2 separate regions of the Homo sapiens genome follow, and region 2 is linked to region 1. Evidence: chromatin loops called from intact Hi-C (ENCODE). Cell type or tissue: Calu3. All regions are shown on one strand. Links, peaks and the distances in the headings refer to the core of each region. The heading gives the core; the rest is flanking DNA.

The links. Hi-C counts contacts between places; a loop is a spot of excess contacts. Peaks named below come from ENCODE experiments on the same cell type or tissue, not always from the same donor. Only the 100,000 strongest peaks of a DNase experiment are listed, where the experiment ranks them.
Region 2: a loop joins it to region 1, with 3 times the contacts of the local background. A loop is called at or near these places in 24 of 110 quality-filtered maps.

The regions. Positions count from the first base shown.
Region 1 is chr12:12,443,852-12,456,597 of GRCh38, forward strand. The region is part of intron 3 of BORCS5 (BLOC-1 related complex subunit 5); the gene reads left to right. It also overlaps the pseudogene AP3S1P3. Among named protein-coding and RNA genes, the nearest start is that of BORCS5, 93 kb to the left of the region's middle. RefSeq lists an enhancer at 2,227-2,396. In Calu3, for the core only: no CTCF peak of the experiment used is centred there; a DNase peak (open chromatin) is centred at 5,970.
Region 2 is chr12:12,392,918-12,405,663 of GRCh38, forward strand. The region is part of intron 2 of BORCS5 (BLOC-1 related complex subunit 5); the gene reads left to right. Among named protein-coding and RNA genes, the nearest start is that of BORCS5, 42 kb to the left of the region's middle. In Calu3, for the core only: no CTCF peak of the experiment used is centred there; a DNase peak (open chromatin) is centred at 5,604.

The sequences.
Region 1 (12,746 bases), core at 3,098-8,097:
TCTCCCTCCCCTGCTCATTTCCAGTCCACCAGAGCGGGCAGTGTCAGAGGTCCCATGCAGCCTCCTCTCTTGTGAGGAACCCCAGAGCACCTGTAGTCTCTAAGCCAACTAGCCAGTATTGAGGGCTCCTGGGTTATGGAAATGAAACCAGGGCTGGGAAAAGATATTCCCTGTCCTGTATCACTTCCAATGAAGAGAAACAAGAATTTTAGCAAATTGAACATTGCTGCAGTGCCTAGAACAATGCCTGGCATGTAGTAGATGTTGAATAAATACTTGTTTAATGAACAACTTTATATTCTTCAATTATCTCATCCTAGGGACTGATAAGTTTTCTCATTCTATCAGAGAAAATAAAGGTTATGAGGGTTGCATTAGGTAGAGTAAGCTAGGCTACAGCTGTAAGTAGACTCAAAGATGTGTAATGGATCAAATGCAACAGAAGTTTATTTGTTGCTCTTGTTCAAGGTGGGTGTTTCTGGTTAGCAGGTGACTCTCCTCCATTGAGTTCAGGGACTCAGTTTCCTTCTATCTTGTGGCTCTGCCGTCCCCAAAGACCACCTTGCTGATAGTGTCCAGTGGCAAAAGGGAAAAAAGAGTGGACTAGCACAGTTAGGAGGTTCTTACGGGCCAAACCTATGAGTGTTGCCTATGACTTCGGCTAGAACTCAATTACATGGCCACAGCTAACTCCAAAGAGGCTGGGAAATACAGTCTATTGTGTGCCCAGGGGTACACTAAATTTTGAACATCTGTGTCATCTTCGAACTTAGATTCCTAAAATGCATCTGCAGCCCAGCTTTGAGATTCAGAAGGCCTGATGCAAGGTTCCATGGTAAATTTTGCTTGGTTTAAGTCCTCCTGCCAATGAAAACCAAGTGACATTAGGAACAGATCTAACAATAAGTTAAAAAAAAATCAAGCTATAATAGTTTATATTCAATATGATTTCAACTGTGTTAAATATTCTGTTTGTTTATTTTAGAGCAGGGTTGTCCAATATTTTGGCTTCCCAGCCACATTGGAAGAATTGTCTTGGGCCACACATAAACATATTAATGCTGAGGATAGCTAATGAGCTTAAAAACAACAACAACAAAAAAAACTCATAATATTTTAAGAAAGCTTACAAATTTATATTAGGCCACACTCAAAGCTGTCCTGGACTGCATGCAGCCCACGGCCGAACAATCTTGTTTTAGAGACAGGGTCTCCCTGGTCTCCTTCTGTTGCCCAGGCTGGAGTGCAATACCACAATCATAGCTTCCGGTAGCCTCAAACTCCTGGGCTCAAGTGATCCTCCCACTTCAGCCTCTCAAGTAACCAGGACTACAGGTGTGCCACCTACCTGGCTAATTTTTAAATTTTTTTGTAGAGACAGTGTCTTGCCATATTGCCCAGGCTGGTCTTGAACTCCTGGCCTCAAGCAATCCTCCTACCCACCTCCCCAAAGTGCTGGGATTACAGGTGCGAGTCATCGTGCCTGCCTATGTTAAATATTCTTAATAAATGATTAGACAGAAGGTAACATGACAGTGACTTAATTGTGGTTGCCCTTTAGAGATGAGATTATCAGTGGTATTTTGTTTTAGCCTGCTTCTGTTTTTCTGTATTTTACAAGATTTCTATCTTGAACATGCATTGCTTTTTTTTTTTTTTTTTTTCAATTTGAAATACCTTTTTTTTTTTTTTTTTTTTTTTTTAAACTGATGGGTAGGCTCCATCTTCAGAGATTCTGAGCCAGTGGGTCTGGAGTAGGGCCTGGTACTTGCTCTTTTATTTTTTAATTTAATTTTTTTACAGAGAGTGTCTTGTTCTGTCACTTAGGCCAGAGTGCAGTGGCACAATCATAGCTCACTCCAGCCTCAAACTCCTAGGCTCAAGTGATCCTCCTGCCCCAGCCTCCCCAGTAGCTAGGATTACAGGTGCGTGACACTATGCCCAGCTGACTTTAATTTTTTTTTTTTTTTTTTGTAGAGACAGGGTCTCGCTAGGTTTCCCAGACTGACCTTGAACTCCTGGCCTCAAGCAGTCCTCCCACAATGGCCTCCCAAATGCCAGGATTACAGGCATGAGCCACCATACCTAGCTTCTGTTTTGTTTTGTTTTGTTTTGTTTTCTCACAGTATGTGAATCTCATAAGAGTTCCATCTCCCTGCCTGCAGCTTTTTGACTCACCAGGATAGGAATATGCCTCTGAGAACTTTTTACGCACATGCCTTTACATGTCTGCTTCATTTATGAACTAGTCAGCTCTGTGTCAGGCCCTGTTGTAGGTGTCGAGGAAATATCACTACAAAACAGACAAGAATCCCTCCTTCAGAGACCTTACATTCCATTGTGGACACAGACAATAAACACGGTAAAAAAATAAGATAGATGGCATGTAAGATGGTAAATACAAGAATAAAAAAAAAAAGTAAGGGGATATAAAATGTCAGTAGGGTAGAAATTTTACATGGGGTGACACAGAAGGCCTTCCCAGAAAGGAACTTTTAATATAAAGACCTGCTGGTCAGTACAGAGCTAGCCAGGAGACTCTTCTTTATAACTCTGTCTAGATCTGAAATTTATCAGGTTATTTGACCAATGGCAACCCCAAATCCCAAGATTCTGTTCTTTACTATCACCCTGCTCACTGTCGTGTTTATCTGAATGTTCTGAACTAGAGTCTTATTTGCTATCTCTGTTGTTAGTTGGTAGGAGACTTGCAGATCTATACTCCTTTTAAAAACATCTGAATTGTTTTAGATCTCAGGGACTCCCAAAGGATTTCATCAGGAGGTGTCCCTAAAGCTTGAAGCAGCATTTAATTTTCTTCTGCCCACGTTGACAGACTGACTATAGTATTATAAGACTTTAGTTGACGTCCTGGCGATCCTCCATAGTTTTCATTTACACATGAGTAGAGAGCATTTCACTTGTCTAAGGTCCTTTCACACCATTGCTGGAAACTGCCCATGACAGCCAACCTGCAGCCCAGAGCAAAAGGCATAATGAATGTGGAAGGACTCTGCAGGACCATACGGAGCTATGTAAAAGAAAGGATTATTTTGGGGGTGTAAGAGTCATTTATATCAAATGCAGCCAGACAAGGAGGGATTGCAAAATGTTATTCTGTAGAAGTATGAGCATTAGTGGCGTAATACAGCATCATTACAGTGATGGTTTCTTCCTGTATCCCAAAGTCCCCCAGCCTCCTCTCTTCCCCTTTCTACCTGGAAGTTTACGAATTCTCTCTTTGCCCTTGCTGAGACTTAGATTCTCTGGAGTCTGTCACTCACCTGCCTCTCCATCAGATATTGTAATAGTCATAGTTGTATTCTGCAAAATCCGTGAAATTCACATGGCTCTAGCCTGAAATGTCCAGCCTCCACTCCTGCTCCCTGACTTCTGCTGTGCCCCCTCCTGCTGGTGTCTGCTCCCCTTCTCTGCCTGAGGAATCCTGCTCTCCCATCAGCAACCGCCAACATCCTGGCACATGCAGAGGTCCCGGTTTCCCTTGATCACAAGGGACCTCCTTCCTTATGCCTCCCTGGTGCACAGGAAGTGTTTGCTGGAACCGTTTATGTGGTAAAGTTGAGTCGGTGCCTCAGCCATCTGCATGAGGAATGACATGGGCCTCTGGACTCTAGATCAGGCTCCAGCCTGATGTCCCGAGCAGCCATCTATCATCCTGCCCGGGAGCACAAGGCAGCCCCAGTGGCAGTATACCAAATCATTAGACCAATATCATCATTGTCCCATGTGCGGTATCTTGGTTCTTTCTTCAGGCACGGGGTGGAGGATTTTAGCTGTAAAATATTTACCCACGCACCACTGCTAAGCTCTGTTCTCTGAGTCAAAAAGGGGTTGTGTTCACACATGGTTTGGGTGCATACACGAGGGAATTACAGAGCACATAGTCCAGTTTTCTATTGTTTCATTACCTTAGCTGAGGTTTTAAGATGTTAAGTGTGTCACTTTGGTCACACAAACTTACTTTTACCTCTCTTTAATTCTGGACATCGGAAAAGGGAGTCCAGGTTAGTGGCGTGGCTTGGAGCCTTTCCTTCACTATCCACCTGCTGCATCTGTGGAGGCTTCTCCAGCCCCTCACCTGATGTGGTAGTGACAGCAGCAATAATGTTGCAGCTGTCGTTTTTACATGTTTACCATGTGCCAGGTCTAGAATAGGCATTTTGCATATATCAGCTATATTTCACGATCAGCTGAGATTCAGAGACCTGAATGTGTTCCCGGTTACACAGTTGTCGAAGTGGAGCTGGGATGCAGGCTCAGAGCTAACGTCCACCTTCGAAACTCTAAAGCCGCGCTTCCTTTCCACCTCTTTGTCCATTGTCTTCAATTCTTTTATTTTTATTTATTTATTTATTTTTTGAGATGGAGTTTTGCTCTTTGTGGCCCAGGCTGGAGTGCAGTGGTGCAATCTCGGCTCACTGCAACTCCTGCCTCCCGGGTTCAACGGATTCTCCTGTCTCAGCTTCCCAAGTAGCTGGGATTACAGGTGCCTGCCACCACACCCGGCTAATTTTTGTATTTTTAGTAGAGATGAGTTTTAACAATGTTGGCCAGCTGGTCTCGAACTCCTGACCTCAGTTGATCTGCCCGCCTTGGCCTCCCAAGGTACTGGGATTACAGGCGTGAGTCACCGTGCCTGACCTTGTCTTCAATTCTTTTTTTTTTTTTTCTTTTTTTTGACAGATTTTCGCTCTTTCGCCCATGCTGGAATGCAGTGGCGATCTCGGCTAACTGCAGCCTTTGCCTTCTGGTTTCAAGCGATTCTCCTGCCTCAGCCTCCCGAGTAGCTGGGATTATAGGCGCCTGCCATCATGCCTGGCTAATTTTTGTATTTTTAGTAGAGACAGAGTTTCACCATGTTGGCCAGGCTGGTCTCAAACTCCTGACCTAGTGATCCTCCCGCCTCAGACTCCCAAAGTGCTGGGATTACAGGCGTGAGCCACTGTGCCTGGCCGTGTCTTCAATTCTTTAAGGTCTTATTCTTTCATCCTGTCTCCTGCTCATGCCCAATGTTCAAGCATGTTCCCTTACCCTGTATTCCTTTATAATACTCGCTGCATAGTGTCACAGTATACTTAGCATCTCAAAAGCAGTCTTTATAGGATGCAACCACACTTTAAAATAGCCCTGAAGACCCCACATTTACGTTCTTGAAGTGGCAACTCCGCCTACCTTGCAGGTAACTTCTTTATACTTCCAACCGTGCTTTGGAGAATGGGGCTTTTTAACAGTGTCTCAGAGGACTGTGGTGGTACAGAAGGTAGACAGAGAGTGGACTCATGCCTAGGAGCTTCATCCTTCCCCACTGCCACTCTGGAGGGGTTGCAGAGAGGGAGCCTCGAATTAGTCAGAAAGGGCTGGGGTGCTTGGTTACAGACGGGGCCTTTTCCAGGAGGCAAAAGATCTCAGATGTCTACGTGCCCTACACCGCTGTCTTTCATGGGACCCGAGGAAAGCTCTCCCAAGGAACGGGAGGAGTGGGACTTCTGTCCCTCAGGCTTTTATTTTTACTTGTGATGTTTTTCTTTTCCTGGTTTGCTGCCATCAATGCCATTTGCAAGGCCTTTTGTGGGGAGGAGGTATAATCTGCCTGTTTAGTTTTGGAAGCTGCTTAAAGGTTTTAGGATTTCTGTCCCACTTTCCCACCTAGACGTGATGCCAAGGGTAAGAAGGCATCGGGGAAACTGGGCAAGTCGTAAAGTAATTATTGGAACAGTCATACAATTCAAATTCCTGCCGTTCTGATATCGCTTAATTCTTTTGAAGACCTGAATAAAATGTGTTCTTTTTCTGAGACATTTAGATACATTGTTTGAACAAAGGAAACAGGGTGACTTCAAAATGTCCAGTATGTGGAAATCGATGCCGTTCAGCCTGTGGTGTAATTAATGAAAACATTGGCGACAGTCGGCCTCATTGTTTGTCATTGTGCAACAGGAGGTGGTACACTAATAAGGAGCCGGGGAAGGTTTACGTAATTCAGAAGGAAGCAGACGTGTGCAGTTTTGACTGATGCCCTTCTCACTGCAGATCCAGGCTCACCGAGCAGGTTCCTATTCCTGATGGACGTGGAGATGTCTGATTGGATTTTGTCATTTGATTTTTGACACTGATTAATGATAGATTTTTATTTCCCTTATGGTCAGAAATAATTGTCTTGAAAAGCTTCACTTTAGATCATAGTTTTCACACACAGTTATAATTCATTGGGTAAAGCATAGTAGAACAAACTATGGAAAAGGAAATGTCATTGGTAGACTTTGGTCGCTTAGGACAGGTGTGGTGGCCCTTGGAATCAGGAGATCTGGAGTTCTGTCCTGGCCCCATCAGTCCCAGCTGTGTGAGCTTAGGGATAGTGCTTGCCCACTCTGGGAGCAGCCTTCATCTGTAAAAGGAGGGGGTTGCTCAGGACCCTTGCACCTCCTTCCTTTTACAGATGAAGATTGCTTTGTCTAAGCCCCCTTGGTGAGGTCAAGAATTGTGAAATGTTTGTACAAGTGAGATGTCAAGAGTACAAAATGTACAGACGAACTGCCAGTGAAAATGTCATTTAAGTTTATCTGCTAACAGTTTATTCCCTTTGGTCTCCTCTCAGTTTTTGTTTTGTAATTGTCCATGTTTTGTCTGGTAATTTATTATTTTTTTTATTAGAAAAGTAAACACCAAAGTGTTTTTCCATTCCGCTTGACAGCATAACAAATTGCCATTTAAATTCATCTCTTAAGGATTTCAAAAAGGCATTAAACACACTGCTCAACATGGTATGTATTTAATTGAAATGAGCTGACTTTTGAATTAATTAGCTCTTTAGAAAAAATAGGCAAAAATGGAGCCGAAAAGCATGGGTTTGAATTCTGGCTTCACTGCTAGTACGAGCTGTGTGACCCTGGGCACCTTTTCTCATCTCTGAATCTCTAATTTCTCATCTCTAATAGGAGAGGGACACTTTCCCTATGAGAGTGTGGTGAGGTATAAAGATAATGTATGTAAACTGCACAGTACAGTATCTGACAGTTAGTAGATACTTAATGGATAGCAGCTGTAACTGTTATACATTATTTTATTACAATAATTAAAATAACTAGAGAATTTGTGTATATTATATACTGGGTTCTATCTACCAAATCATTCTAATATGATGTGCATTGATTACCAAAAGAAATAGTCCTCCAGTATGGATGCCAGTTTTGTTTCTGTTAGAGTGTGTGGAGTGAGATTTACCAGAGAGGGATTTCTCTTTTCTGGTTGACAGATCAAAGGTACGCCTATGAGAATACATGGCAAGAATTTATTCTTTTTTTTTTTTTTAACAGTGATAAAATATACTTTACTTTGTTGAGTCAGAGGGTTGTAAAAAAAATTATTGCTAAAGTAGGTATCAGGCAAACAGAAAGGTGCTTTAGAAGTCCAGTTACCTTGGAGTTTATTTAAACTAAGAGAAAAACGTCATAATGTTTTCATGCGATACATATCTGGTTCTTTAACAATTGTGTGACAAACAGCAGAAGGAATTAAGGAATGCCGCACTTGTGATCCATACAAAACACCAACACTTTAGGTTGTACATAATTAAAGAAATATCTCAAACACTTTTTAAAACACTGTAGTAGCCAATACATAGAGGCATGCCGTAGGTAGGCACAGGAATGCAGTTTAGAAAAATAAATAAATCACATAGGAACTACTCAATTTCCTTAAAATCACTGAGCAAGAAAAGCAACATTGAACTGGCTGGGCGCAGTGGCTCACGCCTCTAATCCCAGCACTTTGGGAGGCCGAGGCGGGCGGATCACGAGGTCAAGAGATCAAGACCATTCTGGCCAACATGGTGAAACCCCGTCTAATTTTTGTACTAAAAATACTAAAAGTACTTTTTTTGTACTAAAAGTACAAAAATTAGCTGGGCGTGGTGGCGCTCGCCTGTAGTCCCAGCTACTCAGGAGGCTGAGGCAGGAGAATGGCGTGAACCCAGGAGGCGGAGCTTGCAGTGAGCCGAGATCGCACCACTGCACTCCAGCCTGGCGACAGAGCGAGACTCTTTCTCAAAAAAAAAAATTAAAAAAAAAAAAAAAAGGAAAGCAGCATTGAACTTTCATATTGATTTTACACAGCTTTTATACAGTACCTTGACTTAAATCCAAGAGCAAAACTTGACTGTCCTCCTCTATTTTTGGTAAACTTACGTGACTTTCCCCCCTGGATTTTACCTGGGAGTAGCCTTTTTAAATTTTTATTTAAAAGAGGGCAGGTTTGGCACTTTATAGTAATGTCACCAATGTTAATATTTCTTGGGATCTCAGGAAGATTCACATTTTTTACAGCTGATACAGGTTCAGCACAGGCTGAAGCTCCCCCTCAGCCAGCCTCAGATTTTTCCAGCTTATTTTGTGCACCAATTTGTGTAACAATCCCATTCATGTTTGTCTCCAATACCATTCCCCCATCATCATTTCTGCAAGAATATTGTGAACCGTGTCTACATGGAAAATCAAATCCAGTTCACAAACATTTTCAAAACATTTGTCTAATGTTTCCACAAATCCATAGGGCTGGTAGAACTTGGAGAGCCGCGGTTTCCCATGATTGTTAAGATTAGGATCGCCTTGATCGTGGCTGGGTCGGGCCCACCGGGTAGGCACTGGGGGCCAGGGTGCGGGCCGGCGCGCAAGCCTCGCCTCGTGATCTTGCCGGCGATCCTTCCCCACCCACTCCCTCCCGCACGCCGGCAAGAGTTTATTCTTACAGGCTGCCATTGCAAACTACTGTCTTCAGAAACAAGGTCACTTCAAAGTGTCCAGAATGTGGTAATTGGTGCCATTCAGCCTGTGGCGTAATTAAGGAAAACATTTGCCCATTGTTGTCCATTGTGCTAGAGAGAGGCGTCCAGGAAAGATTCATACTCCCAAACCCTCCATGGGAGTGGTGATCTGGAGAGGGTCGGACAGCCAGAAAGCACATAGTTGACCCTGAAAGGTTTTGTTGCAGCCTGTCATACCCTAACCTTTATAATCTGTCTGAATCTCTACTGCAGGTCAAGTAGCCATGGTCTGGTGGGGATAGAGGTGGCAGGTGGGCTAGAACGTGCCATATCTTGATTTGTGGCAATGGGCCTCCTACTCTTCGGAGTGGAGACAGCTAATACCATGAGTCAAAGACCAAATCGGGATAGCCGATGTATAAAAACACAAGCACCGGGTTTGCAAACTGGAAGAAAGGTCTTGAAGAAGGTGTCAGAAGCAAAAAATGGTAAGTATGTGAGGAGGTGGATATTTTAATTAGCATGACTATAGAAATCATTTCACTATGTATATGTATGTCAAAACATGTGTGCTGTAAATATATAGTTTTTATTTTTTAAAAAATGAATGCTGTCAGTATGAGTCCATTTAAAAATAAGCAGGCTTAAAGGTTCAAGGAAATTGCTGAGAACTGGCATCTCACGCTTCCTTTTGGGGTTAGTCGATGCATGGTATGGCTAATGTAAAGATCCAGGATCTTATGAACACAGCTTTTTACCTTGGACTGTTCCTCTTGCAGACTCAGCTACCACCTTCCTTTAGGATTAAAAATGTTTTACTTAGCCTCAACAATTTGTTTTAGAGCCACTTTCATAGTGCCTAGTCCTGGATTCCCAAATAGGTTTCTTCATCTTCGTAAACTCGAAAGTGGCCATCTGGGGTTCAGTGTCAGGAAGGGTTCTGAGTCCAAGTCAGATTTAAAGAATAACCATGATGCATTACTGGTATCTGTCGGGGGTCTGGGAGAAGGAATTGAATGTATTTGAATACACTTATTTTATTATTTTTTAAAACTGAGTTATCATTCACGTAGTTCACCCTTTTACAGTGTGCATTTCAGTGGTTTTAGTATTCTTGCAAGATTGTGCAGCTACACCACTATGTAATTCCAGAACATTTTCATCTGCCTAGAATGAAACTCTATGTACATCAGCAGTCACTCCCCATACCTCTATTCCCCTATCCCCTGGCAACTACCAGTCTCCTTTCTGTCTCTCTGGACTTGCCTGTTGGGGGTATTTCATATAAAGGGAATCATGTGATATGTGGCCCTTGTGTCTGGTTTCTTTTACTTAGCATAATGTTTTCAAGGTTTATCCATGTTGTAGCTTATATCAGTATCTCATATCTTTTTATGGATGAACAATATTTTATTCTATGAATAGACCACATTTTGTTTATCCATTTTTCAGTGGATGGATATTTGGGTTGTGTCTACTTTTTGCCTATTATGAATAATGCTGCTATAAACATTTGTGTACAAGGTTTTGGGTGAACATATAATTTACTTCTCTTGGGAATACATGTGAAGTGAAATTGCTGGCTGTATAGTAACTTTATGTTTAACTTTTTGAGAAACGGCCAAACTGCTCTTCAAAATGACTGTCCCATTTTACATGCTTACCAGCAATGCACAGGGGTTCCAGTTTCTTCACACCCTCACTAACATTTGTCATTGTCTGCCTTTTAATTTGAGCCATCCCAGTGGGTGTGAAGTTGTATTCTTTCTGCTTTTGATTGCACTTTTCTAATGTCCAGTGATGTTGAACATCTTTTCCTGTGTTTACTGGCCATTTGTATATCTTCTTTGGATAAATGGCTTCAGTTATAATTCCAAGGCCAGATTTTGCCCTAGGGACAGTACTGATTTATATAGTTAGGCTGACTGCTTCCTAATTGGGAGAATTGGTAGTTCTGAATTTCAGAAACATCTGAGAAGGGTGGATATTGAAGCTTTATATAAAATATGTAGCAGTTTTCTTTTAATGTGATTATGATTTGGGAACTTTTTAGTTTTACTACCATGAAAAACAGAACTTCCAAGCATACTTTGCCATTCATTGTTAGAATAATATAAACATACATGTTTATAGCAGTGTTCTGTTTTCAGATCATCCTACATATATTATCTCATTATAACCATTACAACACTGCCGTGAGGTAGGATGAATATTAGCCATTATTATCCCCACTTTTAAAAAGTAGAAGCTGAGAGTCAGCTTGTGATTTGCCCAAGTTCACCAACTAGTAGAATTTAAATTCAGGCCTTCTGACTTACTTTGTTAATGGTAATGAATTATTAGTGATGTCAGGGATTTGAAGGGTGAGCTTACATTGCTAAAAATCAGCAATATGCCCATCTTCAAATAACAGATTGTTACTGACTTCAGAATGTATTATTTGAATAGCTGTAAAACAGGATGAATTGTTACTTTTCCATTTAGCCTCTTTAGCTACAAAGTACTTACAATAAAAGAGCAGAATTACATATCACTGCCTGCTCATTACATTTTGAACCCAGAAGGAAATCCACCCAAAGAAAGAACAAAGCTGGGAATGGATTTAGAACCCTAAAAAGAGGCAGCCTTTGGTTAGCTGACCTTGAACCATCCATCATGCCTCCTCCTCCCAGCCTCCATATTCCTAAACTGACATCCTTGGGGAACAGGAATTTAAATGTAGAACGAGTGCAGAGAAAGTGAGATATCTATTGAGATCAAATAAAAATTGACCTTGAGACTAACATTAACTGACAGACACCACATTAAAAGCTAAACATTACCTTTAAAGGGTGGGAAAGATGAGTGACTTTTTAAATGCCGTCTTGAGCTGGGCACAGTGGCTTACGTCTGTAATCCCAGTACTTTGGAAGGACGAGGAGGGCAGATCACCTGAGGTTAGGAGTTCGAGACCACCTGGCCTACATGGTGAAACGCTGTCTCTACTAAAAATATAAAAATTAGCCAGGCGTGGTGGCACACACCTGTAATCCCAGCTACTTGGGAGGCTGAGGCAGGAGAATTGCTTCAACCCAGGAGGTGGAGGTTGCAATGAGCTGAGATTGTGGCACTGCACTGCAGCATGGGCAACAGAGTGAGACTCGGTCTTAAAAAAAAAAAAAAAAGCAGTCTTGATTAAGTCCATATGCAGTCTTTTTTGTTTTTAACATTTCTTTTAAACTTAAGTATTTTGGGGATAGAAAAATAAGTCTATTGATCATATGGATGTGAATTTTGTTAACTGTGAAACACAGCTTACCTACTCATTTTTCTTTTGACCATGAGGGTTATTAAATTTGCTTTTGATCATTTCATGCATATCTACATCTTAAGTTTTTAGAATTTAAAAGTTGTACACTATCTTTATGAAGTTCTTACTGTTATGTTGCACATCTTTTCTAACTTAAAATAAGCCCTTGTAGTATGTCACTAATTTGGAAAATTTACCTTTACTTTGAAAAGAACTACATCAAGCATAGTGAGGCCAGGTGTGGTAGATCATGCCTGTAATCCCAACACTTTGGGAGGCTGAGCGGGTGGATGGCTTGGGCCAGGAGTTTGGAGATCAGCCAGGGCATCATCTTGAGACCCCATCTCCACAAAAAATAAAAATTAGCCAGGCATGGTGGCATGTGCCTGTAGTCTCAGCTACTCAGGAAGCTGAGATGGGAGGATTGCTCGGACCCAGGAGTTCAAGGCTCCCGTGAGCTATGATCAGGCCACTGTACTCCAGCCTGGGCAACAGAGCGAGACCCTGTCTCCAAATAACAAACCACAGTGACATCTTTCATAGGATGACCCATCTGCCTCAAACCAGCATCAAAGCTTATTTTATGAGGAAAATTTATATAACAAAAGTTTTTGAAGCACCGTACTCTCTTGTTGGAGAGGATATCATTTATTAAAGCTTTTGGTTTTGCTTTCAAAA
Region 2 (12,746 bases), core at 3,621-8,620, 50 kb before region 1:
GCTTCAAATCTCCTTCATAAAAAAAGGTCGGCCAGGTGTGGTGGCTCATGCCTATAATGCAATGCCAGCACTTTAGGAGGCTGAGGTGGGCGGACTGCTTGAGCCCAAGAGTTCAAGACCAGCCTGGACAATATGGCAAAACTCCGTCTCTACAAAAAATACAAAAAAATTAGACCAGCACAGTGGTGCATGCCTGTAGTCCCAGCTACTTGGGAGGCTGGGGCGGGAGGATCCTTGAGCTCAGGAGGCAGAGGTTGCAGTGAGCCGAGATTGTGCTGCTGCACTCCAGCCTGGGTGACAGAGTGAGACCTTATCTCCAAAAAATAATAATAAGACAAGGTTTCTGGACAATGACTTCTATCACTCAACTCAGGATGTACCCTAGTTTAAAAATCTCTTCTTAAACATGACACCCAGAATACTCTCGCAGGTGTACAGTAACCATTGCCAGGTGCCTGGGACTACTGCTTCCACTTTCTGAACTTGAGATCAAAAAAGCCCCCACTGAATTGCTGTTGAGCCAGTTTTCCCACACCCTATCCTTATACAACTGGTTATTTTTCATCTAAATGCAGGACTTTACAGGTACTGCTTTTAAGTGTTTTTGTTTTTTGTTTTTTCAGATAGGGTCTCACTCTGTCACTCAGGCTGGAATGCAGTGGCATGATCTTGGCTCACTGCAACCTCTGCCTCCTGGGTTCAAGTGATTCTCGTGCCTCAACCTCCTGAGTAGCTGGGACTACAGGAGCACACCACCATGCCTGCCTAAATTTTGTATTTTTAGTAGAGGCGGGGTTTCACCATGTTGGCCAGGCTGTTCTTGAACTCCTGACTTCAGGTAGATCTGCCCGCCTTGGCCTTCCAAAGTGCTGGGATTATAGGTGTGAGCCATCGCGCCCGGCCTTTGTCTCTATTTTTGAACATTAGAATTACATTATCTCTCATATAATACATGCTAATATACCAATTAGAACAGAAGTTTTGATTGCTAGACTTGATTTTGTTTACAATTTGGTACAGATCAGGTGTGTATGTTTACTTTTTATGGTTTTTCTTTCATTCCCCTTGCTGATAGCAAGTAGCAGCTACTGTCAGCTTGGAAACCAAAATAAAATCAATAGCCCTCGGCCGGGTGCGGTGGCTCATGCCTGTAATTCCAGCACTTTGGGAGGCTGAGGTGGGTGGATCACTTGAGGTCAGGAGTTCTAGACTACACTGGCCAACATGGTGAAACCCTGTCTCTACTAAAAATACAAAAATGAGCCTGGTATGGTAGTGCACACCTGTAATCCCAGCTACTCGGGAGGCTGAGGCAGGAGAATCACTTGAACCCAGGAGGCAGAGGTTGCAGTGAGCTGAGATCATGCCACTGCACCCCAGCTTGGGTGACAGATTGAGACTCTATCTCAAAAAACAAACAAACAAAAGACAAACCAATAGGCCTCTGAGGCAGTCTGAAGGGCTTCCTGTTATTAAAATACACAGGAATTAATACATGGGATTTAACTATTTTGGTGACCTGTAGGCCATTTTTGGTTTTCCCTGTTTCTTGGCTGTTCAGGGAGTTGGAATTATTAAATAAGTAAGATATAACTGGATGTCACATAATTTTTGCCGCCCTTTAAAAAAAAAAAATTTAAAGAGACAGAGTACGTTGCCTGGGCTGAACTCAAACTCCTGGGCTCAAGTGTCTGCCTTGGCCTCCTGAGTAGCTGGGACTACAGATGTATTCCATCTTGCCAGGCTGATTTTTGCTCCTGAGGATTACAATCTAGTATAGAAAACAAACCTCATGGTTGACTTAAAGTGTAGGATTTTACAAGCATAGTGTTCATTTAGTAGTGTATAATGGTATCATACCTTCTGTGTGGAGTGCCTGTTTCCCATGTGCCAAGTGCTACACTGGTTGTACTTCATACAGGACCTTTGCAAGTCTTCAAAAACAATCCTATGAGGGAAATATTAACATCATCCACATATAGATAATGCTGAGCTACAGAGAGGTTAGACAACTTGCTCATCTTCCAAAAAGATTTAAACTCAGGTCTGTCATAGTCCAAAGGCCGGATGGTTTTTACCACAGGGGAAGAGGTGGACCATAGTCATAGGAAACAACTGTATATAGAGAGGAATGATTAATTGAGCTGAACCTAAAAGGACAGGTGGGGTTTTGGTGTGATGTGTTAGGTTGGGTTGGGAAGGTGGATGAAGGAGTTCTGGGCTGGCAAGAGAGTCTGAGCAAAGTGGGTCTGAATATCCTGCATTGAGGAGATGGGGTGGTGGCAGAGTGATCACTCTGTGACCAAAGAGAAGGCTGCAATTTGAGAGGGAGTAAGAGGATGAGACAATTATTATTATTATTATTATTTTGAGAAAGAGTCTCTCTCTGTCACCCAGGCTGGAGTGCAGTGGTGTGATCTCTGCCACTGCAGCCTCCGCTTCCCAGGTTCAAATGATTCTCTTGTCTCAGCCTCCCAAGTAGCTGGGAATACAGGTGCGTACCACCACACCCAGCTAATTTTTTTTTTTTTTTTTTTTTTTGTATTTTTAGTAGAGATGGGGTTTCACCATGTTGGCCAGGCTGATCTCGAACTCCCGACCTCAAGTGATCCACCTGCCTTGGCCTCCCAGCGTGCCGGGATTACAGGGGTGAGCTACCATGCCCGGCAAGGTGGGAAAATTAGGTTAGGGCCAGATTTGGAGGCTCCTAAAGGATAGGGAAAGGAATTTGAAGTTGATGCCATAAGAACGTGATTGTAGTTTTGTTTGTTGCAGTAGGGAGCAGGGTATTAACATGTTGACAGCTGCGCTTTTTGAATGAATTGGTATGACAGTGGCCAAAGATGGACAATGCAGTTAGGAGATTGTTGTAGTTTCCTAGTGATGAGCTGATGAAAGCCTGGGCTGGGGTGGGGATAGTGGAAGGAGGAGCAAACTTGAGAGGCATTTTCAAGGAAGAAATGACAGGATTTGGCAAATTGGGTGCCAGGAATAAAAAGACGGGGAAATAGCCATAGGGTTGCTTGATTGAGGGAGCAGAATAATGGCAGAATGGGGAAGGGAGATTAATTTTGTTTGTTTGTTTGTTTCTTTTGGAGATGGAGTCTGGCTCTGTTGCCCAGGCTGGAGTGCAGTGGCACCATCTCGGCTCACTCCGCCCCCTGGGTTCAAGCGATTCTCCTGCCTCAGCCTCCCGTGTAGCTGAGATTACAGGCCCACATTACCACGCCCAGCTAATTTTTGTATTTTTAGTAGAGATGGGTTTCATCATGTTGGCCAGGCTGGTTTCAAACTCCTGACCTCAAGTGATCTGCCCGCCTCGGCCTCCCGAAGTGCTAGGATTACAGGTGTGAGCAACCGTGCCCAGTGGGAGATTAATTTTGAATTTTGGCCTTGTGGCCTTGCAAAACCACAACTAGTAGGAGCCGTTTCACTGATGCATACTCAATGCTCCCTAGCCTAGCATCCGCACAATGCCTTTTCTGGCCATGGCGGAGAGCACTTCAAAAGGAGGCCCTGCGGAGGGTGGGGTGGGTAGAGGAGCATGGTAGGGAATGGGAGGGGCAGGTGTCTTCCAAAGTTTGCAGTTCTCCTAACTTGTTTTGCCCTAGGTCCGCTGAATGCAGTATTACAGTCATGGCAAATGTCACCGTACTGATGTGCTTAACATAGATGTAATGTTTTCTAGAGGGTACGCTAAAACTCTTGGAGGGAGTGGGGGGTGGGGGTTATAAATCTTTATGTTATTTTTCTGTTAATGTCAAGGAACAGTTCATCCTTCTGGGTCTGTATGTTTAAACTGAGAGTGAATATTAATAGGAATTTACGGTACTCATGTTGGAAATTGCTACCCTCATTTAGAAACCATTAACCTTTATGTTAATAAAATAATGTTTTTAAATGAGCATATGAAATCTGTGTTGAACAGCTGCGGTCTTTCCGGAACACTAACTTAAAAAATGCTCAGCATACTTTTTGAAAATCAAAAGCATGTGGGTGGGATGAAGTCACCTGAGCAATTTTCTATAATTACAACTTTCAAGGCCTTTTCCTTTGTCTTTTTCCAGCTAACCTAAAATACACATGCACGCATGTGCACCCTCACACAGACAGCAGCACAAACCTGTGATTTTCTTCTTTCTCTCTATGGACTTTTTGGCCTTGTTTTTGTTAAATAGTTGCAGTTCCCTAGGAGGATATGTGTTGTCTTGTTCCTTCTCTAGTTTATTTGAAACCTTATATCTTTGAGAACTTTGGAACTCCCCAGAACAGGCTAGATGTCCACCTAGACTCCCAAGCTTTGAATGCCCTGTCCTAAAGTATTTCTAGGTGCGTTGGATCTAAACTGATTCCCCTAGGGTGACAGTGGAAACCCCAAAATGCCGACATCCTAGAGAATGACCAGGAACATGCTCAAGTTGTTACACAGTTTTTTGTACGTGCTGAGGTTCCTCAGTGCCATCCTGGTCAGCCAGTACTGGAATGTGACAGAACTGGCATTTGTGCCCAGGAACAGCCTACGCTGGGAATTCGCTTCTGCATTCTGATAATTAAGTCTGCTGTGCTGCTAATATTGTTCCCTGAAGGAAGGAGAGCTAGGGAATAATATCATTCCCACTTGTACCTTTTAATTAACAGAGGAGTGGAATGGAAAGAGTTTTAAAGAAGACTTTGATGAGAGAAGATCGGTACCTGACATAGTCTGGTAATTCCATCATTGTCGAACACATTTTAAGAATACCACCGCCAGTTTTTTCAGTGAGCTAACTGAAAATAATTCTAAACTTTGGCTTATTTTATGTGTAGAATAAAATTATTGATTTTCCAAGAGCATTCATTAAGAAGTGCCTTGCTAAGAAGTGTTAAGCGTGAAGTAGTGTAATATGTCTGTCCTACTATTTTAGGGGTCACTCCTTCTTCATCTTCCTCTTCTCTTTCCTCTAAGTAACCAAAGCTCTTCACCTAGAATGGAATTTGGGGCTTACATTTTCCTTACTATCATATAGCTGTTTCTTGTTACCGAAAGCAGAGAGAGCTTTTTCAGGGAGGTTAAAATTATCGTTATCTTGTTATAGTGTTATTTTTTCCTTCTTAGTAAGTTAGGAGCAATGCTTTGTCTTCCTGAAGCTGTCTGAAAAGATGCTTGTATACATGTGTATAGCGCTTTGGGTCATAGAAATTAGGTGTTATGTCATCTGTTTCAGAAGATGCACTAATGCATCAAAAACAAGTGACAGGGAAAACAATGCAGTGAGTAATCTTGTTGCCTCAAAACTGAGCAAACGTTTTGGGAGAGCAAGTTCTTGCGGGACATCACTAAATAAGAATGAGTTGATGTCACACTTGGCAAGAAGCAACTCTTTAAAATTTTTTTTTTCCATACAAATAGTACAACATGACTGGGAGGAGGGATTGTGGGCAAAGGGTAAAGAATTATGGAGGGAAAATGAGCAGGAGAAGGAATGTGAGAATGAGCTGCTTGCTACAAAAATAATTAATATGTAATCAAAGCCATGTTTGTTTTGTCAGGAAAAATCTGAGTCAGAACATGAGCTGATGAAGGGGAGAGATGTTTACCATGTCCTCCCCCACACCCTCAGAGGGCCGTTGTGTGCAGATCCCTGCGGAGGGTTGTGTAACCATCTTGACTCATTTTCAGGGAAGAATGGCCCCTGTAGCTCTTTTGGCTCAATATAATGCTGCATCAAGGATGAGTGAAGAAGTCTCTGGAATACAGTGCTATCAAACTCAAAATATGGTCATTTTAATGAGAATTTCCAAACACTAGGAGGCAATACTGTGCAGACCTTGTGCCACCACCTGCCTCCCCCTTCCCAGATATCTGTGCGATATTGGGAATTCAGGCAGCCCAATCGATAGCTGATTTTACCTTTTCCTACAAGGCAGAAAATGTCAAGATTAGCCAACTATTTATTGAAATTAGTTGGAGTTATCTGGCTACATGAGTGTCTGTGGTCCAGTGTATCATAATAAGAGTGGGAGAGACGGTTGGGGTGCTACTGGCATCTTGGGTGGGCCAGCCTTTATTGTGTGTCACTGCCGTGTATTGGCAATTTTTGTCCCTGCCCACTGAATTGCCAGTGGTGCCCCAGTCTCTGCGATGGCCAGGAGAGGCCTTCCTTCTTCCAGATTACCTCTGTGTGTTTCAGGGGGGCTAAAACAGTATGTGTTTTACAGTATTACTAAGCAGCACAGTTTTCTTTGTTGTTCCTTAGCATAAAGATCTTGGAAAGTTTTAAGAAGTTGTGTGTTTATACTGTAGCATAGGTTTCATTCAACCTATCACTCCTATTCACTCCTCAGAGTGAATTTCAGGGAAAAACAACAGTATTGGGGGAAAAAGTTTGGAAAAATTGGATGGAGGGAAGGAAAAAAAAAGGTGAATTGCAAAAGGGTTTCTTACGTAGCCCACTATTGTTCCCCAAATCAACACTCACTCTCCAGCTCTTTGGGTGGTTGCTCTGCATTTTCAAGAGGCAGCCTGGGGTGGAGGTCAGGGTTGCAGGTAAGGTAGAGGGGAAATAAGAGAGGACAGGGAAGAGGCAGGCATGAATAAAAGATTTGGATTGGAATATAAAGATGGAATACAATGGAGATAATGAAAGACCATAACAAAGAAACAGGAGATTTTACATGGCATTGTTAAGCTTACAATGTTGGCATTTTGGGGACAATTCTGAGTACCACAGATCTAGAACTTCTAAAAGAAAAACCCTCTGAGATAATTACAGCAGTTAAAGACCTTCACATACATGTTGAATTAATAGTATTTAATGTCCCTTTGTAGGTTTCAATCTTTTAAGCCTGTCCTGCCAAAGACTGTGTCCTTCTAGGTGCTTAGCCAGTAATTTAGGTGTACTGTCACCAGTTGTTTCCGTCATGACTTCTAAGTCTCAGCAGCCATTTTCCCTTAGGTTTTATTAACTGAGTCAGTAACTCAAAGTGTCATTGTTTTCCACTCATCTGGACTTTCTGAAAATAACACAGTGCTTTATTGGAAAAGCTAAGCATAGACATTAGCCAAATGTTTGCTAAAAATTAACCAAATTAAATGTTATTAAATAAGATGTGCAAATAGAGGAAAATTTTGAGAAGTATGAACAAATCCCACTAATCTTTGTTGTCAGTCACTACTTAGAACCTTGGCTTCGCACCAAGGCTGAATTAAGTTGAAGAATGTTTTCCGTAATGCTTCCCCTACCTTTTAAGTTGGTTTGAAAACATTCAGTTGCATGTGTACCACTGGATTTTTAGCTTTTTCACTAGTTGTTACCCTGGCAGCCTTGATTCAGTGAAAATCTTGTTTTTATCACAGGCTATTTCTCTGAGCAGCCAATGTTTCACGCTCTCTCCCTGTCTAATTGTCTGGCCTTGGTAACTCTTAGCAAGAGTTGAAATTACCTCGGTCAACCACATGACAAAAGAGTGGGCATGGGTTTTCCTGAATGTCTCCTGAGGTGACCAAGGGTGGAGTGGTGGTAGCATAATAAACCCCATGGGAAGTGGAGCCATAGATTCCATCAGCTTTGCAGAGGGGCCTTAGACCCAGCAGGGTTTAAGAAACTGCTGTGGATAGGATGCCTTGTCCTCCATAGAGATTATCAGCTGCTACCTAGAATTTCTTTTTCATTTGCAGTATGTCAGCATACAGAAAAAAAAAAAAAAATAGCAAACACCTGTGTATTCATCAAATTTGTCATATTTTAATATTTTGCCATGTTTGCTTCAGATCTCTTTCCCTGCAGGAAGAAAAATACACGTTTCAAATAAACAACGCCCCCTCCCCATCCTTTATATCCTTCCCTGATATTCCCTCCTCCTCCCACTCCACAGGGAATTATTGATCTGATTTTGGCATTCATCATGCCCATGTGTTTTCTTCGTGGCTTGTCTTTTTCCTACATGTTTTTGTATATCTAAGCGGTGTAGAATATTCTTTCACTTGTTTTGACTTTATATAAGTTGTGTTCTATATGTATCCTTCAGCTACTTGTGTAACTTTCTTTTTTCTTTTCCTTATAATTTTGAGATTTATCCATGTTGATATATGTCTCACTTATTTTCACTGCTGCGTAGTATTCCATCAAATGAATATTTCACAGTGTATCCATTGACTTATTAGTGAATATTTGAGTTGTTTCCAGTTGTTTTACTATTAAACAGTTTTGCAGTGGACATCTTTGTACATGTCTCCTTTTGCACATGTATGAGAGTTTTCTCTAGGGTATGTAACTAGGAACAAATTGCTGTCTAGTAGGGCACATGTATTTTCAGCTTTACTAGATACAGTCAATTTACTCTTCAAAGTAGTTATGCTCTTTTATCGCCTTACTAGCTATATATTAGAGTTCCTGTTGTTCCACATCCTCAGTAAAACCGGATATTGTCCCAGCTGTTCCTTGCTTATTGATTAATTTAAAGACAACATCGTGCTTAGCAACCATCTCAAACATAGGGTCAGATGCAAACTTAATTTTCTTATACCATGCTTCTTCCTTTTAAAAGAATTGTTTTGATTTCTGAGTTACAAATCCAAGATAACTATAACATAGCTTTTTTGCCATATTTATTTTTTTAATAATTTTTTTTCTGATCACGAAATGAATATATGATTATTTTAAGGAACTTGGAAAACAAAATGACAAAAAAGAAAATTAAAAATTCTACCTAGACATAGCCATTGTTAATAACTTGCTATATTTTTCCTTCTAGTGTAGACCTATGTAAAGTATACATTTACTTTATAATTAAAATTTGTCATTTTATATCACAATTTTACTTAAAATTCTATTGTGGCATTTCCCATGTCATTGGATATTGTTTGAAAACATCATCTAAGGCCAGGAGCGGTGGTTCACGCCTGTAATCCCAGCACTTTGGGAGGCCAAGGCGGGCGGATCACGAGGTCAGAAGATCGAGACCATCCTGGTTAACATGGTGAAACCCTGTCTCTACTAAAAAAAAAAAATACAAAAAAATTAGCTGGGCTTGGTGGTGGGCGCCTGTAGTCCCAGCTACTCAGGAGGCTGAGGCAGGAGAATGGCGTGAACCCGGGAGGCGGAGCTTGCAGTGAGCCAAGATGGCGCCACTGCACTTCAGCCTGGGCTACAGAGCGAGACTCCGTCTCAAAAAAAAAAAAAAAAAAAGTGTAAACAGCTGGATAACATTTCTTTTTGTAAATATAAATATAGTTTAATCATTCTCCCATTGGAGGACATTTTGGGTATTAAAATGATACTGGAGTACAAAATCTTGGTGCATAAATTTCATCTGAGTTTGTTTCTTTGGGATAGATTTCTAGAAGCCAGTAACTATTCATGGAATTAGATTGGATAGCTGATAAAAGCAGGGCATCAAGGGAGAAAAAAGAGTTGAGAGAGCAAAACAACATGCTTAAGGATCATGAGATTCGTGAATTCAGCTTCTGTCATATTTGAATTGAGTGGCAAATTTGTCTCTTACCTGAATTTGGAGACCCTTCTCTAATTAGGGATGATTATTAGAGGGAAATTCTGCCCTACTGTGGACACCAGAGAGTTGGTTGTGTGTTGTAGTGTTCAAGAGTTTTATCCAATATTCTGCTTCCTGCAGAGTTCCTGAATTGAGGGTCTTTTGTGGAATATCTCATTGAAGTAGACTTTTAACCTTGACTTGCTCAACATCTGATCAGAAGCAGCTCGTTGTCATATAAGGAAATCTGCTCTGTTATGGAACATCTTTGAGTAGTTGAGTTCCCCTTTTTCCCATAAGTCCAAATTTGATTCCCTGTCACCTTCAATTGTTCTTTAACTTGTTTTTAAACAAAAGTCTCCCTAAAAATAATTCCAGAAGTATTTGAACTTTATTTCTCTATTAGCTTCTACTGTAATTAACATGAAAACAAACATGTTTTAAAGTCTTTGTTTCCTTCTAAGGTATAATTTAGCTTTATCACGTCTTCATAGTGAAAGTTGTATACGTGAACGTTGGTAGGATAGAAAAACTTTCCACATAGTTTTATACTTGGTGCCCAGAAAACTTCCAAAGTGTTTAGGTACTACTCATTATTATTTCTTAGAAATTGAATAGAAGCAGTGGCTTGAGTATACACAGTCCCACTTTTTCGTTAATAATAACCACATTTCCCTTTTTTTTTTTGCACAAAAGTGTTACATGTATTTTCTCGTTTAATCCTTGTACAACCTATTAGGGTAGGTATTTTCCTCATTTGGCAGATGAGGGTGCTGAGGCTCAGAGAGATGAAAGACCTTTCCTGTCACACAGCTATTAAGGGCAGAGCTAGGATTTAAACTCAGATCTAATTCTAAAACCTGTATATTTAACTAGTTTGCACATCTGTCTCCCTGACTTAATTGCATCATAAAATCAAAGATATTTCTCTTCAAAATATGTTCATGTTGGATTATTTGGCTGTTTCACTGTTAGAGGTCTGTTGCTTCTGCTGGCTTTTCTGTGGCAATCCCAGCTGCTCTTCCCCGTGGCTTGGGCACACCAAGGATTTCCTTTCTGTGATTGCCCCATATCTCCCTAGTCCGCTGTGGGGGGCACCTTCCTGCTTCTGAGGAAACTGAAGCAGGAGATGAGGAAAGGGTAACAATTAATTACATACTTTTTTTTCCCGAGTATTATCAACTAACATGTTCCATAAAGGAGCATGTTTTCACAGCTGTGTGCTTTAGAAACAGGGAGAAAGGTTTGAGTTTTTATGACTGAGGTATCTTCAACAAAGGCTGTGATGTACACGCTTGATGGACTTGGAACGTGGAAACCCATTCCCTCCCTCAGCCCTGGGATTGGAATCTTTGTGTTTATGGTCACATGAGTATTCAGATATGTTATCTCTGAATGTGATGCCCTGGTCAGAGAACCAAGGAGTGGACTTGCTAGATTATATGATTTAATTACCCTAGATCAATCAAGCTTTGACTTACTGATGGCAGGATATATTGTGTATTTTTTCCTAGTTGCTAGAGGAAAGGAACAAAGTTTAATCCTTGGCTTTGTTGACCTTTGGTATCACTTTTATCTTGTAGTTCCGTATAACTGCCTTTGTAGACTCTTCAAAAGGCTGAAGGCAAGTGATTTATAGATAAGGGCTCATTCAGTACTTGCACAAGAAGAGCCCATATCTTCAAATATGGGTGACGTAAATTTACTTCAGAAACAGAAATGAGCTCATTTATTTGGAGAGATGTGAACAGAATGTGCGTCTTTTGCTCCGGGTGAGAAATAAATTTAAATTCAGAACTTTGCTTGGGGGAAATGAAATGGAGGAACTAGGCACTTGAGCCTCTTGGAAATTAGAGATCTTTAGCCAAGGCCCAAGGGAGCACTGTCTTGGTCCATTTATAACAAAATACTGGAGACTGGGTAATTTATAAAGAACAGAAATTTATTTCTCACTGTTCTGGAGGCTGGGAAGTTCAAGATTAAGGTTTGTTGAGTGCTGCGTCTTCTAGAGTGGATGAACACTCTGCCCTCAACTGGCAGAAGGAGAATGGGCAAAAAACAGGAGTAACTCCCCTGCTGAGCCCTTTTGTAAGGGCAGCTAATCCCATTTACCCAGAGAGGAGCCCTCATGGCCTAACCACCTCTTAAAAGCCCCACCTCCTATTACTGTCATTGGCAACACCTGCATTTTGGAAGGGACCCATTCAAACCATAGCAAGCACCAATAGTATGTTTCAGAACTCATCCACATAGGAGCACTCCTCAGCATGTCCAACAGCAGTCTGTGGAGAACTACTTTTTTGTTTTGGTTTGGTTTTTTGTTTTCTTTTTTGTGACACAGTCTCTGTTGCCCAGGCTGGAATGCAGTGGCATCATCTCAGCCCACTGAAATCTCTGCCTCCTGGGTTCAAGTGATTCTCCTGCCTCAGCCTCCCAAGTAGCTGGGATTACAGGTGCCCGCCACCACACCTGGCTAATTTTTTTGTATTTTTATTACAGATGGGCTTTCACCATGTTGGCCAGGCTGGTCTCAAACTCCTGGCCTCAAGTGATCCACCCACCTCGGCCTCCTAAAGTGCTGGCATTACAGGCATGAGCCACCGCGCCCGGCCAGAGAACTACTTTGTGTAAGTCTACGAGGCACCATACACACTTTTTCCCTTAAGGACCTTACTGAGTAACTGGGAAGAGAGAGCAGGAATGTCAACAATAATACAGAAGAAGGGTTCTATGGTAAATGCCGAAAGTGAACCTTCAACGAAGTGAGTTCCAGAGAGACAACCCATAAAGGTAAAGATTTAGTCATAAATGAGCTGTGTTGCTACTGAAAACATCTTGATTCTAAAGTATAACCACATCTCAACCAAGCAAAAACTGTCTTAAGCCTGAATTAAGAGGAAAATGATATTTTAAATGAACTCCTCAAGTAAGTTGCCAAATCATTGACACTAGAATTTTAAGAATTGGTGACTCTAGAGCTTTCATGGTTTGGCTACTGTATTATCTCCCTCAAGGTGCAGTAATATTTCTGTCACCAAAAATCATTAATTGATAACATTATTCTTTCTGTTAGTTCTAGCACTTATTTCCATCACTGTGATTTTTTTATTATGATGATTATTTTTACTTTACTTACTTAGTATAGGGGATTACCTGCCTTTTAATGTCATCCTGACAATTAAGACAAAATACAGAACATGCTTAGCACAGTGCTTGGCTGAGAGAGTGCCATCATTAATATTAGGCATTATTTTTCTTATTCTTGAAATACAGTG